2 separate regions of the Homo sapiens genome follow, and region 1 is linked to region 2. Evidence: read pairs that join two places in POLR2A ChIA-PET (ENCODE). Cell type or tissue: OCI-LY7. All regions are shown on one strand. Links, peaks and the distances in the headings refer to the core of each region. The heading gives the core; the rest is flanking DNA.

Region 1 (8,591 bases), core at 394-8,393, 150 kb after region 2:
GGCTGAGGCAGGAGAATGGTGTGAACCCGGGAGGCGGAGCTTGCAGTGAGCCAAGATCGCCACTGCACTCCAGCCTGGGCGACAGAGCAAGACTCTGTCTTAAAAAAAAAAAAAAAAAAAAAAAAAAAATCTGTCTCATGGCAATCCAGACAGGGGATTTCATATTGAGATTTGTCTGGATGGTAGAATGGAAAATCTGTGGGAAAGTACAGGACAAGAAGGGGGAGAGGCAGGTGCCACTGCCTTCTGCAGAGGTGTAAGTCTCCACATTGTTGTAACCTATGTCAGTTTCCAAGTGCTCCAAGGAAAGGGAAATTCCCCACTGCGAAGCATAAACGTAGACTTATGCCTCTTTCAGAGGCGAGGCCACCCCTTTCCCACTACTCACGTGCACACACAACCAGGGATGTTCACCTTTCTTATGTGTTCCCTTTTGCCCATCAACTTATGTTCTTTTTTTTTTTTTTTTTTTTTTTTTTTTTGGTCAAGGACTCTCCTGCTGCAAGAAATAAAAATCCACTCCAGCTAACTTAAGTGAAAAGGGCTATATCAGAAAGAAACAGGAATATAAGGAAAGAGACAGGTTCCTAGGGGTCCTGAAGAAAGAACTGTTCAGCTTCTCTCAAACAACACCCAGCATGTTTAGTAGACTTGTTTTGGGGTGTCTGGCCAGCACACAAACCCCCAAGTGCCCTAAAAGCCCTGGTTTTTAGGACACCCTCCTTTGGCTATTGCATTATGGTTGGTCACTGGATCTACACTGAACCAGTTCAATTCTGCCTCCCAGAAATTTGGAGTTGGAACTAAGAGATGCAGGTCAGTCTCTGCTGGTTGCTTGAACTGAGAATGTGCTACTTCAGTAAAGCTGAGGAAGCCATCATGCAAAGAAGGAACAATGAGGCTGACACACAGAGAAACCAGAGGTGTCACAGGGTGCCAGAGAAAGGAGAGAGGCACTGCCCAGAGGCTTTTCCACAAGAGACCCTGGTTCCTTATAATTCACTCTTCTAGGTTTAATCCAGTTTGTAATGAGTCTCTGTTACCCTGCTACTAAATTATCCTAACCAAACAGTAGCAGACCAAGGGCAGGGCACAGAAGCAGCCTGTCCCAGTGGGAGGAATATTTTCCCTGACATTGTTTAGAATTGCTGGTGTATGGCAAGCACCTTTAGGTTGGTTTTATTCTTTATTCTCTTTTCATTCTCTGCAGACAATGCACCCCCTTATTGCCTGCACCGGGGGGCCGCTCCTGCCACCCTGCTCTTTGTACACTGCTGTGACTAAGTCAGTGAGGACCAAACCGGAAAGTTTTTGGAAAATGCTTTTGGAAGGGTTTTGGAAAATGCTTTTTAAAGTGCTTGTTTCCTTCTGCCTTCCTGGCCCTAATTCAAATGTGCCCCTGGAAGAAGCCCCCAGAAAGCCAAGAATTCCCAAAAGGCCCAAAGAAGGAAGTTTATCCTCTTTCCAGCCTAAAGAGGGGCAGAGGACATCTCTGCCTGTGGGAATCAGCCCTGGACCTCAGTGGGGCCAGAGCCCTAGTGTGAGGCCTGTTTCCAGCTAAGCACCTCTCCAGAGGCCACATTAGTCACCAGATTATGGATTTTCATCATGGTGGGAAGACGGCTGGTGTCACCTGCTTTCTGTAGGCATTCACTCTTCTGTTTACTCAATAAGATCCAGCTCTTAAAAGGTAGGGAGGGTTAAAGATGGGAACCCAGAAGCCTTCTTGGTGGAGGAGAACTTGCACGCAAGACTTGCAGACACAACTCAAGCGTTACTTTTCCCAGAGATATCCCAAGAAAGCCAGCCTCATCCCAAGCCTATGTGAGCATGCCCCTGCTGGGCTGAGATAAGCTACCTCAGGGAAGCAATGTTGCACAGTGGTTAAGAATGCGGTCTCTGAGCCAGGCTCCATGGCTCTGACTGTAATCTCGGTACTCTGGGAGGCCGAGGTGGGAGGATCACTGGAGCCAAGGAGTTGGAGACCAGCCTGGACAACATAGTAAGACCCTATCTCTACAAAAAGTAAAAACAAATGTAACTGGGCATGGTGATGCACACCTACAGTCTCAACCACTCAGGAGGCTGAGGCGGGAGGATTGCTTGAGCCCGGGAGTTCGAGGTTAGGGTGAGCCATGATTGTGCCACTGCACTCCTGCCTGGGTTTGAATTCTGGCTTCATCACTTAACAGCTAATCACTTCAGACAAGTTGCTCCATCTTACTTAGCCTCATTTTTTTTGTTTTGTTTTTTTGACACAGAGTCTCACTCTGTCACCCAGGCTGGAGTGTAATGGCATGATCTCAGCTCACTGCAACCTCTGCCTCCCGGGTTCAAGAGATTCTCCTGCCTCAGCCTCCCAAGTAGCTGGAATTACAGGCACCTGCCACCACATCCAGCTAATTTTTGCATTTTTAGTAGAGACAGGGTTTCGCCATGTTGGACAGGCTGGTCTTGAACTCCTGACTTCAGGTGATCCGTCCGCCTCTGTCTCCCAAAGTGCTGGGATTACAGGCGTGAGCCACTGCGCCCGGCCACGATGTCATAATTTTTAGTAGATATTACTGAGTTGTGCAAACATCACCACAATTCAGTTTAGAACATTTCTAATACCCCAGTAAAATCCCTGGTGCCCATTCAGTTCGTCCTCATCCCATCCTCACTCCCTGGCAGCCACTAATCAATCTACTTTCTGTCTCCATAGATTTGGCATTTCCGGGCACTTCCTATAAATGGAATCATACAATATGTGGCCTTTTATGTCTGGCTTCTTTCACATAGCATAATGTTTTTGAGGTTTATCCACACTGTAGCATATACTGGTACTTCTTCCCTTTTTATTGTCAAATAATATTTCATTGTATAAATTAACCACATTTTATTTATCCACTCATCAGTTGATAGACATTTGAATTGTTTCCAGTTTGGGGCTATTATAAATATTACTGTTATGTAATATTTGTATAGATGTTTTTGTGTGGATATATGTTTTCAATTCTCTTGGGTCTATACATAGCAGTGAAATTGCTGAGCTGTATGGGGAAGAAAAAGTATGGGTTGTCTAACTCTTTAAGAAATTGCCTCCCTGTTTTCCAAAGTGGCTTAGCCTCAATTTCATCATCGGCAAACTCAATATACTGAGTCTCTCCCTTGTATGGATATAGTGGGGTTTGATAAGTCAATGCATATAAAACATTCAGTACAGTGCCTGGCTCATGGTAAGTGTGCGATCACTGCAGCCTCAACCTGCCAGACTCAAGCAATCCTCCTACCTCAGACTCTTAAGTAGCTAGGATTACAGGTGCACACCACCACACCCAGCTAGTCTTTGTAGTTTTGGTAGAGATGGGGTTTCCCCATGTTGCCCAGGCTAGTCTCAAACTCCTGGTCTCAAGGGATCCGCCCATCTCGGCCTCCCAAAGTGCTGAGATTACAGGCATGAGTCACCATTGGCACCCAGCCAATGCTACTTCTTTAATTAACTTCCTGTTACTTACCTAACTCTTCTGCGGCTCTGGTAGCTCTTTGAAGGTAGGGGTTGTATCTCAACTGAGTCTTTTTTTTTCTTTTTTTGAGATGGAGTCTCACTCTGTCACCCAGGCTGGAGTGCAGTGGCGTGATCTTGGCTCACTGCAACCTCCGCCTCCTGGGTTCAAGCAATTCTGCCTCAGCCTCTCGAGTAGCTGGGGTTACAGGCACGTGCCACCACGCCCCACTGATTTTTGTATTTTTAATAGAAACAGGGTTTCACCAGGCTGGTCTTGAACTCCGGACTTCAGCTCACCTGAGAATCCCCAGCCTAGCAGAATCTCACTCACGCCAGGTGCTTTGTCGGTGGATGAGGAAACTCAAATATAGAGCCCACTGCGGGGCAGGACAGGTGTGGCACTGCCCCAGAGGCACACAGTCCAAGGGAATTGTGAGAGGGAGACTCCTGGGGAGTGCATCAGACAGGACTTCATGTGGGAGGCAGCCACTGAGCTGGGCCTTGAAGACCACTTTCTGCAGGGTCACAGGATTAATCCATAAAGAGATGCTCTCCACACTTCAAGGTAAAGCACCCAACGTCTTCACCTTCAACTAAATCCTGAGGCCCTTTTTTTTCTTTTCAGCGTCAAGGATGAAGGATGGGGCGGACACTGTCTGTTTTCTCAGTGACCTGGCAACCTAACCTAACAGCTGTGTCCAGCATCAAATACTCCTCCTCATCCCCTGCTCTTGCTCCCCAAGACCAGGAGCAGGCGCTGGAGTGCTCCTCCCTGGGGCTGGGCCACAGGCCTTAAAACTCTTTACTCCCACCTCCTTGGGGTACCCCTTCACACCTTCCTGAACATCCTCCAGGCCTATGCACACGACGGAGAGCTGGGGGTGGGGTGTGGGGTGGGTGGCAGCGACTGGGCCGTGGAGAGGATCGGGGCTCTTAGGGTGCTTATTCAGATGCAGTGTTGCTCTTTGCCCACCTCCCCTCACTTCCTCCCATGCCTCTCAGAGAAGTGAAAATAGAGCTGATGATTGGTGCGAGGAAGCCTGTGCCCATGGCCCGGAATTCCTCCAGCCTGATTCACGGGCTTTGGTTCTAATGCACTAGAATTCTCCACTGGGCGGGGGCACCAAGAGGATTCTGGACCACAGCGGTCACACCTGCTGCTCACTTCCACCTCTCACATCTGCTGTGAGGCCCACTCCCCACCAGCTCCATCAGCCAGAAGGCTGCTGTGGCTGGGGTTGCGAGAGAAGGGAGGCGGAACACTTCCTATCCCAGGGGCAATTTCAAAATCAACGCATCCCTTGCCGACCCAACGGCAAACCAACTGCTTGTTTAAGGAAATCAGTGGAATGTATGCAATTAATTACAGGGCAAATCTCAAGTCAGACTAAATACTGGAAATCAGGAACCAGAGTCCAAGTCCCTTTCGTGATCGGAAGGGGGAACTTCCCGATTTGATTGCAGAAAGCAATTTACTTCAATTAGCAGTGACATAAACAGAGTGATTGCTTAATAGGAGCACTGAATCTCTAAAAAATAAACAGCCTGAATTGCATCCTTTACCATTATATTAGCAGCATGGGATTGCTTTTCCCAAGACAGGTTTGATTAACTCTTTAGGAACCATCCTCACTCCTAAGCAGATCTCTTCAGAGCTCCTAAAAAGTCTTCACATCATGGTCCTGGCATTTGTTGTGCACCTCGGGCATATATGTTCATCAATTTGCTTGTTGCTTTAACTTTCAAGTCTTTTAATCCTCTATAATCCTGTGAGATATGTATTATTATGCTCATTTTTAACAGAGGGGGAAAATGAGGCTCAGAAAATTCATGGTGGTGATCTTTTCAAATACATACCTAATCATGTCATTCTCCTGCTTAACTTACCCTCGAAAGCCTTCCAAACCCCTCAGCATAGCCTCCAAAGCCCTGTGTGATCTGTTTCTGGCCTACTTCTCCCACCTCTGCTCAAACCACTTCTCCGCTTGCTCACCACATTTTATATTTTCAGGCCACTGCCTGTTTTGCAAGCGCGTCAAGCCCATTCCCATCTCAAGGCCTTTGCACTTGCTGTTCCCTGCGCCTGGAGCACTCTTCCTCCATTTCCAGAACTGACTTCTCAGCTTCCAGGACTCTGTTCAGAGGCTACGTCCTCAGAGAGGAGTTCCCTGTCCGTCCCATGTTCCCCACTCCCTTTCGGCTTTTGACTAACACTTAGCATGATCCAAAATTATCTTGTTTGTTTATAGTTGATGTATTTCTTGTTTGTCTCCCTCCTGGAATATAAGCTCCAGGGCGGCAGAGATCCTGTCTCCTGTTTGTCTTGTTCATTTGCACAGGGTCAAGCATACGGTAGGCAGACAGAAGATATTTGCTTAATAAAGGAAGTATTGTCCCTGCTTTTATACAGATGAGGAAATGGAAGTTGGGAGAAGTTAGGCCATTTCACAAGGTCAAACAGCTGGGAAGCAGCTCCAGGGGATTCACAGGATTCAGACATCGCTTTCTCCCATGCAGCTACACTACTTTTTTGAGGACTCTCCTTTCCTCCCTATTCTCTTCCCCCACCACCTTCTCACCTCCACCCTACCACCCCAGCCCCAGAAAGTAGGCACTCATCCAACCAGCCGGGAGAGCATTAAAATCACAACCACAAAGCAAAATCTCCTCTTCCTGTTTAAACTCCCTCCTGTGGTACTGATGCTTCTTAGCCGGACAGGGTCCCGCTCATTGCAAGAATGTGAATTCTGGAAGTTAAAGATCTTAACACCCCTCTCCCTCTGGCTCCCCACCTTGAAGGATTTAGATACCGAACTGGGCTCCCCTTAGGAAATGCATCCCCGGACTTGGACTGTGGAGGTAGTGGGCAAGATGTTTGGTGAAGCTTTCGCTGCCCTGTGACCCCACCCACCCCACAGCCAAATCCTACCCTTGGCCCAAGCTCCCCACACTGCCCAGTGAATTGGGGCTGTAAACTGGAGGAGGGAAGGCTGGAGAAGCCAAGGTCAGTGGCGGGAGAAGTGCAATGGGAGAAGACCAGGGAGAGGGTGAACACTGAAGAATTTGAGAGATGTGTGAGTGCCCCAGAATTGGGCTGTAGGGAAGTCGGCCTCCCTGAGCAGGCAGCCGTGTCGGGGCTGACCTGAAAGCAGAGGTCTGTCCCTTAGATGCTGGCTGGCTTTGGGGCTCAGAGTCTTCATCTGGTCCCTCCGCAGCATCACCTTCAGGAGAAGTTCAAGTGCAGCTGTCATTGCAGTCCCAGTTTCACTATCCATTCCCTGTGTCTCCTTGAACAGGGCTTTAACCTCTCTGAGGCCACTTCCTGCTTGATAAGGAGACCACATCGCCCACCCTGCTTCATATGCAGATTTCTTTTTTTTTTTTTTTTGAGACGGAGTCTCGCTCTGTTGCCCAGGCTGCAGTGCAATGGCGTGATCTCAGCTCAGTGCAACCTCCACCTCCTGGGTTCAAGTGATTCTCCTGCCTCAGCCTCCTGAGTAGCTGGGATTACAGGTGTGCACCACCACGCCCAGCTAATTTTTGTATTTTTAGTAGAAACGGGGTTTCACCATGTTGGTCAGGCTGGTTTTGAACTCCTGGCCTTGTGATCCACCAGCCTCAGCCTCCCAAAGTGCTGGGATTACAGGCGTGAGCCACCACACCCAACCATATGCAGATTTCAATAGTTTTTTTTTTTTTTTTTTTTTGAGATGGAGTTTCGCTCTTGTTGCCCAGGCTGGAGTGCAATGGCACGATCTTGGCTCACCACAACCTCTGCCTCCCAGGTTCAAGCGATTCCCCTGCCTCAGCTTCCCGAGTAGCTAGGATTACAGGCATGTACCACCATGCCCAGCTAATTTTGTATTTTTAGTAGAGACGGGGGTTTCTCCATGTTTGTCAGGCTGGTCTCGAACTCCCGACCTCAGGTGATCCGCCTGCCTCAGCCTCCCAAAATGCTGGGATTACAGGCATGAGCCACCACGCCCGACCAATAGTTTTATTTATTTATTTTGAGATGGAGTCTCGCTCTGTCACTGAGGCTGGAGTGCAGGGTGCGATCTTGGCTCACTGCAGCCTCTGCCTCCCAGGTTTAAGTAATTCTCCTGCCTCAGCCTCCCAAGTAGCTGGGATTACAGGCATGAGCCACCAAGCCTGGCTAATTTTTGTGTTTTTAGTAGAGATGGGGCTTCGCCATGTTGCCCAGGCGGGTCTTGAACTCCTGGGCTCAAGTGATCCACCACACCCAGCCCAGATTTCAGTAGCTTTAAATAAGAGAACGAATGGGAAAGTGCCCTGGAAGGTTTAAAGTATAAAGTATACTAAGGAGGTACTTTTGTTTTAGCCTAAATGGGAAAGAGACTTTCCCATTAACATTCTTTAAACATCTGTCAGAGGTGGCGTTTCCTATGCTCATTGAACAGGTATGGAAACAGGCTCACAGAGCAACTTGCCTCCAGCTACAGACCCCTGAAGTCTAGGTTTTAATCATTGTCTATGCTGAACGTATGCAGCTGGGACTAGATCCATTCAGACAAAATCCTGGCGAAAGGTGAAGGGCGGTGGGTGAGGGGTGTGGAGTACAAGACGCAGATGGGAAAGGGCATGGGCCACTACGGCCATGGAAAGGGCTTTTTAGTTCCAAGTTACAATAAGCATACACTAAGACAGAGTCTTGCTCTGTAGCCCAGACTGGAGTGCAGTGGCACCATCTCAGGTCACTACAACCTCCGCCTCCCAGGTTCAAGCAGTTCTCCTGCCTCAGCCTCCCTAGTAGCTGGGATTACAGGTGCCCACCACCACACCCAGCTAAGTTTTTTTGTATTTTTTAGTAGAGATGGGGTTTTACCATGTTGGCCAAGCTTGTCTTGAACTCCTGACCTCAAGTGATCCGCCTGCCTTGGCCTCCGAAAGTGCTAGGATTACAGGCATGAGCCACCGTGCCTGGCCGAGGCCAACATCTTTAAAAGCCTCCCTGGCAGCGTGTGCACATGGCCTGGTGAGAACAGGAAGCACTGGGCAATGGGGCTGGGAGAGGACGAATTTGGGGTACACTTCAAAGGTAGAACTGGCAGGGCCTATTGAGTGTGGGTGAGGATGACTAAGA
Region 2 (8,591 bases), core at 169-8,168:
TGGCACAAGCTCAGCTCACTGCAAGCTCCGCCTCCCGGGTTCACGCCATTGTCCTGCCTCAGCCTCCCGAGTAGCTGGGACTACAAGTGCCCACCACCAAGCCTGGCTAATTTTTTGTATTTTTAGTAGAGACAGGGTTTCACCGTGTTAGCCAGGATGGTCTCGATCTCCTGACCTCATGATCTGCCCGCCTCGGCCTCCCAAAGTGCTGGGATTACAGGTGTGAGGCACTGCGCCCAGCCAAAAATTTTTTTCTTTTATAGATGGGGTCTTAATATGTTGCCCAGGCTGGTCTGGAACTCCTGGGCTCAAGCCTGCCTCGGCCTACCAAAGTATTGGGATTACAGGCATGAGCCACTGCCCCCAGCCAAAATCCTCTTTATGTAGCCCATCTCACCTCCCTTCCTGGTTGAGAATTGCTGATTGAACACGTATTTTTCCAGAACCTTTACTATTACAAATATATAAAATATATTCACGTAGGCATGCACACATGCAGCTTCTTTTTACCTGAAAAAGATAAGCTCCTACTTCTCTGCTACTTGAATTTTCCACTTAATCATATGTCAAAAGCATCTTTCCATGCCTGTACATACAGGCATTTGGGTAGTGGTTATTGACCCAGACCCTGAGGCCAGATGACTTGAAGCCCAGCTCCCCGACTCGCCAGCTATGTGACTTTAGACAAGTTACTTAACATCTCTTTCCTGATTTAAAAAAATTCTAGTAATAGTAACCAGATAATTGTTGAGAAAATCAAATGAGTTAATATTATAAATGTGCAGATATTCTAAAATACATAGAACTTTCAGACTAGTGTGTACACAGTAAGTGCTATATGTATGTTGGCCATTGTTATAATCTACCTTGTTCTTTTTTTTTTTTTTTTTGAGACGGAGTCTCGCTCTGTCACCCAGGCTGGAGTGCAGTGGTGTCATCTTGGCTCACTGCAACCTCCGCCTCCTGGGTTCACGCTTCTCCTGCCTCAGCCTCCCGAGTAGCTGGGACTACAGGCGCCCGCCACCACACCCGGCTAATTTGTATTTTCAGTAGAGATGGGGTTTCACCATGTTAGCCAAGATGGTCTCCATCTCCTGATCTCGTGATCCGCCGTCTCGGCCTCCCAAAGGGCTGGGATTACAGGCTTGAGCCACCGCACACGGCCCCACCTTGTTCTTTTCTTTACTGGCCATGTAGTAGTCCACTCTGTGGATAAAATATAATTTATCAAACCAGGCCCCTACTGATAGATTCATGGTGATTTCCTATTTGTCACTGCAGTGAGCATTTTTTAACATAGGTTTTTGTATACACGTGCAACTATTAACGTAGTGTAGTTTACAAAGCATGAAATTACTGCATCAAAGGTCACGCTCATTTTTTATGAAAGATGTTGCCAAATTTCCCTCCAAAAGGCTGCACTAATTTACATCCCCGCCAACATTTTATGCATGCCTGTCTCCAGGCATCTTCGCAACACTGGTAGCCTGGATCTTTGGCATCCTCGTTTCTGCACTTGCCTTCCCTAAATGAAACCTAAATCAAAACCACCAACAATGCATTTGTTAAAGTCCCAGGGACACCTAATCCCTTTGTTTTTTCTAAAGGGAATTAGACATTCGGTTCTTTGACAGGCCCTCAGTTGCCTGGACACAGCCCTGGGATGACTTTAAAAAAATATAAATAAAACACACTTGCTGTTCCCTAACACTCTCCAGAGAAGCTCGAGGGTGCCTGCGTGAGGCCTGGCCGCTCTGCTTTCTATCACGGGTGAAAAGATTTTCAATAGCAGCTAGTGTTTTCCTGGGTGGAGATTAGAGCCAGCATTTGTGTGTAAATATTATCCCAGGGCTCAATGGAGAATTAGGCTGGAAGCAGAGGCTGCAAAATCCCAGTTGCGTTGTTAAACAACAGGGGGAAGTGAGCATCTTCAGCCTTACCTGGTGCTTTCTATAGGAAGCTTCTAAGGAAAACAAACAGACATAGAAGCCGGTGCAGAGCTTGGCTGGAAACCTGTACCAGGCAGAGGAGAAGCAGGGCAAAGGGAGAAGTGCATGGTCTGGGGGTCCAGGCTGGGGTTTTGTCGCCTGTTCTGCAAGTTGGCAGCCACCTGGTTCCCTGGACCATGGCTCCTGCCATGTCATGTATGACAAGATGACCACGGACTGAGATCTCCACAGTTCTGAGATACAGGGTGACTTCCTGCTTCGTGTGAGGACCCCTTCGAATCCAATGGACCTGTGAAGGGAGGGGGGTGGCCTCTGGTTTACCAGTGGCCTCCCAGAGGTCTGAGGCAGAAATGTCAGTAATTCCCAGGATAGCCCCTGCTAAGTTCCAGAAGCCCCAAAGCCATTCATCTTCCAAACTCGTTTTTCAGGCTCACTATTTTATGGCTCAAAACCATTCATTTTTGTTCTTCCACATCTCCTACCTCACATCATTCCCAGGGACTCAGGTTGGAGTCCAAAGAGTCTCTAGAACAATGTATTCCATGGATCAGAACAAATCCCAGGGACTCCTTCTCAGATCCATAAGGGAGAGAATAACTCAGATGATGATCTCAGGAACTCAGAGGTGGGCTAAGTTTCCCCTGCTTGTTCAGTTTGCATGGGAGAATATGCAGGAAGGAAAGGAGGCCGAGACCCCGGATCTCCATCCAGTTGACTAGGGGCAGCATGTTGTACAGGAAAAGGAATTTGGAGCTGGACACGTCTGGCTTCAAGTGAAGGTATGTAAGCTCATTGTGCCTCAGTTTCCTTTTCTCTGAGAGTTTGGGGGTAGCCACCCAACACCTAGCATACCATATGTTCAGTGCGGCCCATGGGTTCTATACACCAAGGACACAGCAATAAGCAGACCAGTGCCTGCCCTCGTGGACTTTATATTCCCAGTGAGGTGGAGACTATTAATAGTGTCATGCTTCCTGCTGAGGAACCAAGGTTTATGGAGCATGTTAACATGCCAGCGAGGCCTGCAGCTCCTGAGTGGGCTCCACGGCTCGCTCTCAAATGACACTGCCCTGAACCATGAATATAAGTGATAACTAACCAGGTCCACCGTGAGGCTAACACAGCTGAAGCTTCAGGATCCCTGCTTGGATCAGCCCCTTCCAAGGTCTTGCAAAGGGCCCGGAAAGAAAAGCATCCATCGGATGGTCTTTGGTTTCTCTAACATTTGCCAGCATCAAGTCTTTTAACCACAAGTGGAAAGACCTCCATCTCTCTCCACTCCAGTCTCCCTTCTGCCCCTTCTCCCTTCCTGTTGTGTGACGTTAAGAGTGGCCACGGGCATTCAGGGATGCACGCACATGGGAGTTGAGTCGCTGGTACATTGAGTTTAGCAGATCATTAAGCTGAGTATTGCTAACCCTCCCAGGGTAGGAACAGCTCCCAGTAAAACTCCAGTAGCAAGTACCCCCCACCAAGGTCCTGACACCTCATCAGAAGTTGTATCACCATATGAACACATCCTACAGGGCCCAATCCTGAAGGATGTGGTGGGGAAGAAGGAAGGTTTAAAATGTATATAGTTAGATGCTCGCCTGTGAAAAATGCTTCCCGTTATTAGACATGAAAAATAGGTGAAGAGTCAATCAAAATGGAAGTTCTCGTCTGTCAGAAATATACTCCACTAGGCCAGGCTTGGTGGCTCACACCTGTCATCCCAGCACTTTGGGAAGCCGAGGTGGATGGAATACTTGGGGTCAGGAGTGCAAGACCAGCCTGACTCTGCCTCAATAAATAATAACAATAAAAAAGAAATACACTCTATTAACACGTGCATTTAATTGTAATGCACCTCATATTCTTTTTTTTTTTTTTTTGAGACAGACTCTCGCACCGTCGCCCAGGCTGGAGTGCAGTGGCACGATCTCGGCTCACTGCAACCTCCGCCTCCCGGGTTCACGCCATTCTCCTGCCTCAGCCTCCTGAGTAGCTGGGACTATAGGTGCCTACCACCACGCCCGGCTAATTTTTTGTATTTTTAGTAGAGACGGGGTTTCACCGTGTTAGCCAGGATGGTCTCGATCTCCTGACCTCATGATCCACCTGCCTCAGCCTCCCAAAGTGCTGGGATTACAAGCGTGAGCCACCACGCCTGGCCCACCTTAGATTCTTTTTTCATTTTTGGTGGGAATAACACAAAACTGAATTTACTAAAATTCCTCTGAGAGACACAAACACGTAGTAATACTACAGACAGTGTTTGTGTCTATGAATGTCTTTATTTTTTGCGTCTAGACTATCAATAACTAAAAGCAAATTTTGATCACCCATGCTAGAGAAAAGACTGAATTATCTTTTATTCGCTCTACAGAAAATTATTTTAGAAAATCATTATCATATGAAGAAGTGATCAAAGAGTATGAAGCTGGATAATATAGGAATAAAAAGTGCTACAGAAGTGTGTCAGGCAGTAAATTAAGAAAAAATGTCCTATTATTCTTCTGGAGTGTGTAGTGTTTGAGGTATTTGTTGGCTTTTAAAATGTGTAAACTGGCCCGGACACTTTGGGAAGCTGAGGTGGGAGGAATGCTTGAGCCCAGTAGTTTGAGACCAACCCAGGCAATATAGCAAGGTTCCATTTCTACAAAAGAAAAAAAAAAAAATTTTGTTTTTTGAGACAGTCTCTTGTCGCCCAGGCCAGAGTGCAATGGTGTAATCTCTGCTCATGGCAAACTCCGCCTCCCAGGTTCAAATGATTCTCCTGCCTCAGCCTCTCAAGTAGCTGGAATTACAGGTGTACACAACCACACCTGGCTAAGTTTTGCATTTTTAGTAGAGGCAGGGTCTCACCATGTTGGCCAGGCTCATCTTGAACTCCTGACCTCAGTTGATCTGCCTGCCTCGGCCTCCCAAAGTGCTAGAATTACAAGCATGAGCCACCGGTCCCAGCCAAAAAAAAAAAAAACTTTTAAAAAGAAAAAAAAAAGATAAAATGTGTAAATTGTTAGAGCTCTGTTTCTCACTTGAAATAAATATTCACTTACATTCCTAGTATTTTTTTTTTTTTTGAGACGGAGTCTCGCTCTGTCGCCCAGTGCAGTGGCGTCATCTCGGCTCACTGCAACCTCTGCCTCCAGGGTTCACGCCATTCTCCTGCCTCAGCCTCTCGAGTAGCTGGGACTACAGGCTCCCGCCACCAAGCCCGGCTAATTTTTTATATTTTTAGTAGAAATGGGGTTTCACTGTGTTAGCCAGGATGGTCTCGATCTCCTGACCTCATGATAAGCCCGCCTCGGCCTCCCAAAGTGCTGGGATTACAGGCTTGAGCCACCGCACCCGGCCGAGGATCTAAGTGCATCAGCCTGGGCAACACAGCGAGACTCCGTCTCAAAAAAAAAAAAAAAAAAAAAAACCTCGGATCCTCCCCTCCCCTGCAGTCATCACCTACTCAGCAGTTATGATGTGCCAGGATCTGAGAAGCCCCTCTACATGGATTATTTCATTTAATCCTCAGTCAACCCACTGAGGCAAACTGAGGCCTGGAGCATCTATTCTACACAATAAGTCTCATGCTGCATGGTTGTAGCCAGGATTCAAAATCACACAGTGCCCAGGGCAGAGCCTCACACACAGAATAGGAGCTATTATTACAATTCACTATATGACTTCTCTGAGCCCGTTTCCTTACATTTAAAGCTGAAGGGGTAGAAAGATATTTAAATAATCGTCTGCACAGAAGATATCTGAAAAGATACGCAGAGTATTGGTAATAATGGCTGCTTCCATGGAGGAAACCATGGGGGCGTGATGGTTAATTTTATGTGTCAATTTGACTGGGATAAGGGATGCCCAGATAGCTGGCAAAATACTTTCTGGGTGTGTCTGTGTTTCTAGAAAACATTAGCTTTTTTTTTTTTTTTTTTTTTTTGAGACAGGGTCTCACTCTGTCACCCAGGCCGGAATGCAGTGGTGCAATCACAGCTCATCGCAGCCTTTACTTCCCGGCCTCAACTGATCCTCCCACCTCAGCCTCCTGAGTAGCTGGGAATACAGGCATGCGCCAGCACGCCTGGCTAATTTTTGTATTTTTTGTAAAAATGAGGTTTCGCCATGTTGCCCAGGCTGGTCTCAACCTCCTGGGCTCAAGCGATTCGCCCGCCTCAGCCTCCCAAATTGCTGGGATTACAGGTGTGAGCCACTGTACTGGGGCCAACATCAGCATTTGAATCAGTAGACTGAGTAAAGATCACCCTCACTAGGGTGGACTGGCATCCTCCAATCTGTTGAGGACCTGCATGGAATAAAAACGCAGAGGACGAGTTAATTCTCTCTTCTGGAGCTGTGACATCCATCTTCTCCTGCCCTTAGACATCTGCACTCCTGGTTTTGGGGTCTTCAGACTTAGACTGGGACTTACACCATTGCTCTGTGTTCCTCCAGCCTTTGGTCTTGGAAAGGAACTCCACCACCGGCTTTCCTGATTCTCCGGCTTACAGATGGCAGAATGTGGGACTTCTCCGCTTCCATGTCATGAACCAATCCCTCATAATAAATTTCTTTCTATGCATATTTTTTTTTTTGAGACAAAGTCTCACTCTGTCACCCAGGCTAAACCACAGTGGTGTGATCTCGGCTCACTACAACCTCTGCCTCCTGGGTTCAAGCCATTCTCCTGCCTCAGCCTCCCGAGTAGCTGGGACTACAGATGTGCACCACCATGCCCGGCTAATTTTTGTAGAGATGGGATTTCACCATGTTGGCCAGGATCATCTCGAACTCTTGACCTCAGGTGATCTGCCCGTCTCAGCCTCCCAAAGTGCTGGGATTACAGGTGTGAGCCACCAAACCCAGCCTCTCTCTATATCTTATTGGTTCTGTTTCTCTGTAGAACCCTAAATAATACAGGGTAGGAGGGAGACATATCCCTCTTGTACCTTCAGATTTTTAAACAAGTTAATAATTAAAGGTACTTGGCACTATGCCAGGCACATGTTAGCTATTGTTATTATTAGTTGTTTTTATTGTCAGTTAATTAAATCAATTAACTCTAAAACTAACAAGGTAGGACCTAATGTTTTGTGTTTGTTTTGGATAATAGTCCCTAACACTTATCAGTGCCAGGGCTGTCATGAACTAATGCTTCTAAAACTTCCTGCATCTCTACGAGGTAAGTACTGGTCTCATCCCCATTTTGCAAATACAGAATCAGAGGCACAGATATATTAAATAACATACCTTTGGTCACACTGCCAATGTGGCACAGGCCAGGATTAACACCCAGGCTGGGTGACTCTAAAGCCCAAATACAGAGTGGCCTCACTAGCCCACCTCCCCTGTATGTTAGGAGGTCCCAGCATTTTTTCACCCTTAATGTGTGCACCTCCAATGAACTTCGTACATAGCAGGACAGTCACCAGGGAGCCCAGAGTGTGAAGCAGGGAAACGCTGTCACTGCAGATGTGATTGCAGCAGGATAGCCCTACTGGGCTCACTGACCAGCCAGAAATTAAGAGGGAAGGGAGGTAAGGAGGGAAGTGGGAAGTAAGTAAAATATGTGAAGGCCGGGCGTGGTGGTTCATGCCTGTAATCCCAGCACTTTGGGAGGCTGATGTGGGAGGATCACAAAGCCAAGAATTTGAGACCAGCCTGGGTAACATTGATAGACCCCATCTCTAAATAAAAAAAAAAAATTTTAATTAGTGGTGCACAGTGATAAGTGCCTGTAGTCTCAACTACTGGGGAGGCTAAGATGGGAGGATTGCTTAAGCCTGGGAGCTTGACGCTGGCTACAGCGAACGGGGATCACGCTACTGCACTCCAGCCTGGGTGACAGAGCAAGACCCTATCTCAAAAAAAAAAAAGGTCTTGTCACTTCATAGCTGTGACCTTGAACACATCACTTGACCTCTTTTTTTTTTTTTTTTTTTGAGACAGAGTCTTCGCTCCGTCACCCAGGCTGGAGTGCAGTGGCACAATCTCGGCTCACTGCAAGCTCCGCCTCCCGGGTTCACACCATACTCCTGCCTCAGCCTCCCAAGTAAGCTACTTAGGACTACAGGTGCCCACCACCACACCCAGCTAATTTTTTGTATTTTTTAGTAGAGACGAGGTTTCACCGTGTTAGCCAGGACGGTCTCAATCTCCTGACCTCGTGATCCTCCTGCCTCGGCCTCCCAAAGTGCTGGGATTACAGGCGTGAGCCACCGCGCCTGCCCCACTTGACCTCTTTGATTCACAGTTTCCTTATCTATGAAGTAAGGCTTAAGAACTAATCACTGTTTCTGTAAAATAAAGGATTCTCCACCCCCACCTTAGATAGCAAGTACCTTGAAGAGGACAAATGTGACATTCAAGGTGCCTTTTTTTTTCTTTTTTTTTTGAAATGGCGTTTTGATCTTGTTGCCTAGGCTGGAGTGCAGTGGCGCCATCTCGGCTCACCAGAACCTGCGTCTCCCAGGTTCAAGCTATTGTACTGCCTCAGCCTCCCAAGTAGCTGGGACTACAGGCATGCGCCACCATGCCTGGCTAATTTTTGTATTTTTAGTAGAGACGGGGTTTCACTATGTTGGCCAGGCTGGTCTTGAACTCCTGACCTCGTGATCTGCCTGCCTCGGCCTCCCAAAGTGCTGGGATTATAGGCATGAA

What was found. Peaks named below come from ENCODE experiments on the same cell type or tissue, not always from the same donor. Only the 100,000 strongest peaks of a DNase experiment are listed, where the experiment ranks them.
Region 1: POLR2A ChIA-PET joins it to region 2 with 10 read pairs; 2 of 35 experiments call an interaction of 5 or more read pairs at or near these places.

The regions. Positions count from the first base shown.
Region 1 is chr5:142,218,677-142,227,267 of GRCh38, reverse strand. No RefSeq gene overlaps it. Among named protein-coding and RNA genes, the nearest start is that of SPRY4-IT1, 95 kb to the left of the region's middle. RefSeq lists an enhancer at 3,788-3,837. In OCI-LY7, for the core only: no CTCF peak of the experiment used is centred there; a DNase peak (open chromatin) is centred at 3,457.
Region 2 is chr5:142,369,249-142,377,839 of GRCh38, reverse strand. All of the region lies in intron 3 of SPRY4-AS1 (SPRY4 antisense RNA 1), which reads right to left. Among named protein-coding and RNA genes, the nearest start is that of SPRY4-AS1, 48 kb to the right of the region's middle. In OCI-LY7, for the core only: no CTCF peak of the experiment used is centred there; no DNase peak of the experiment used is centred there.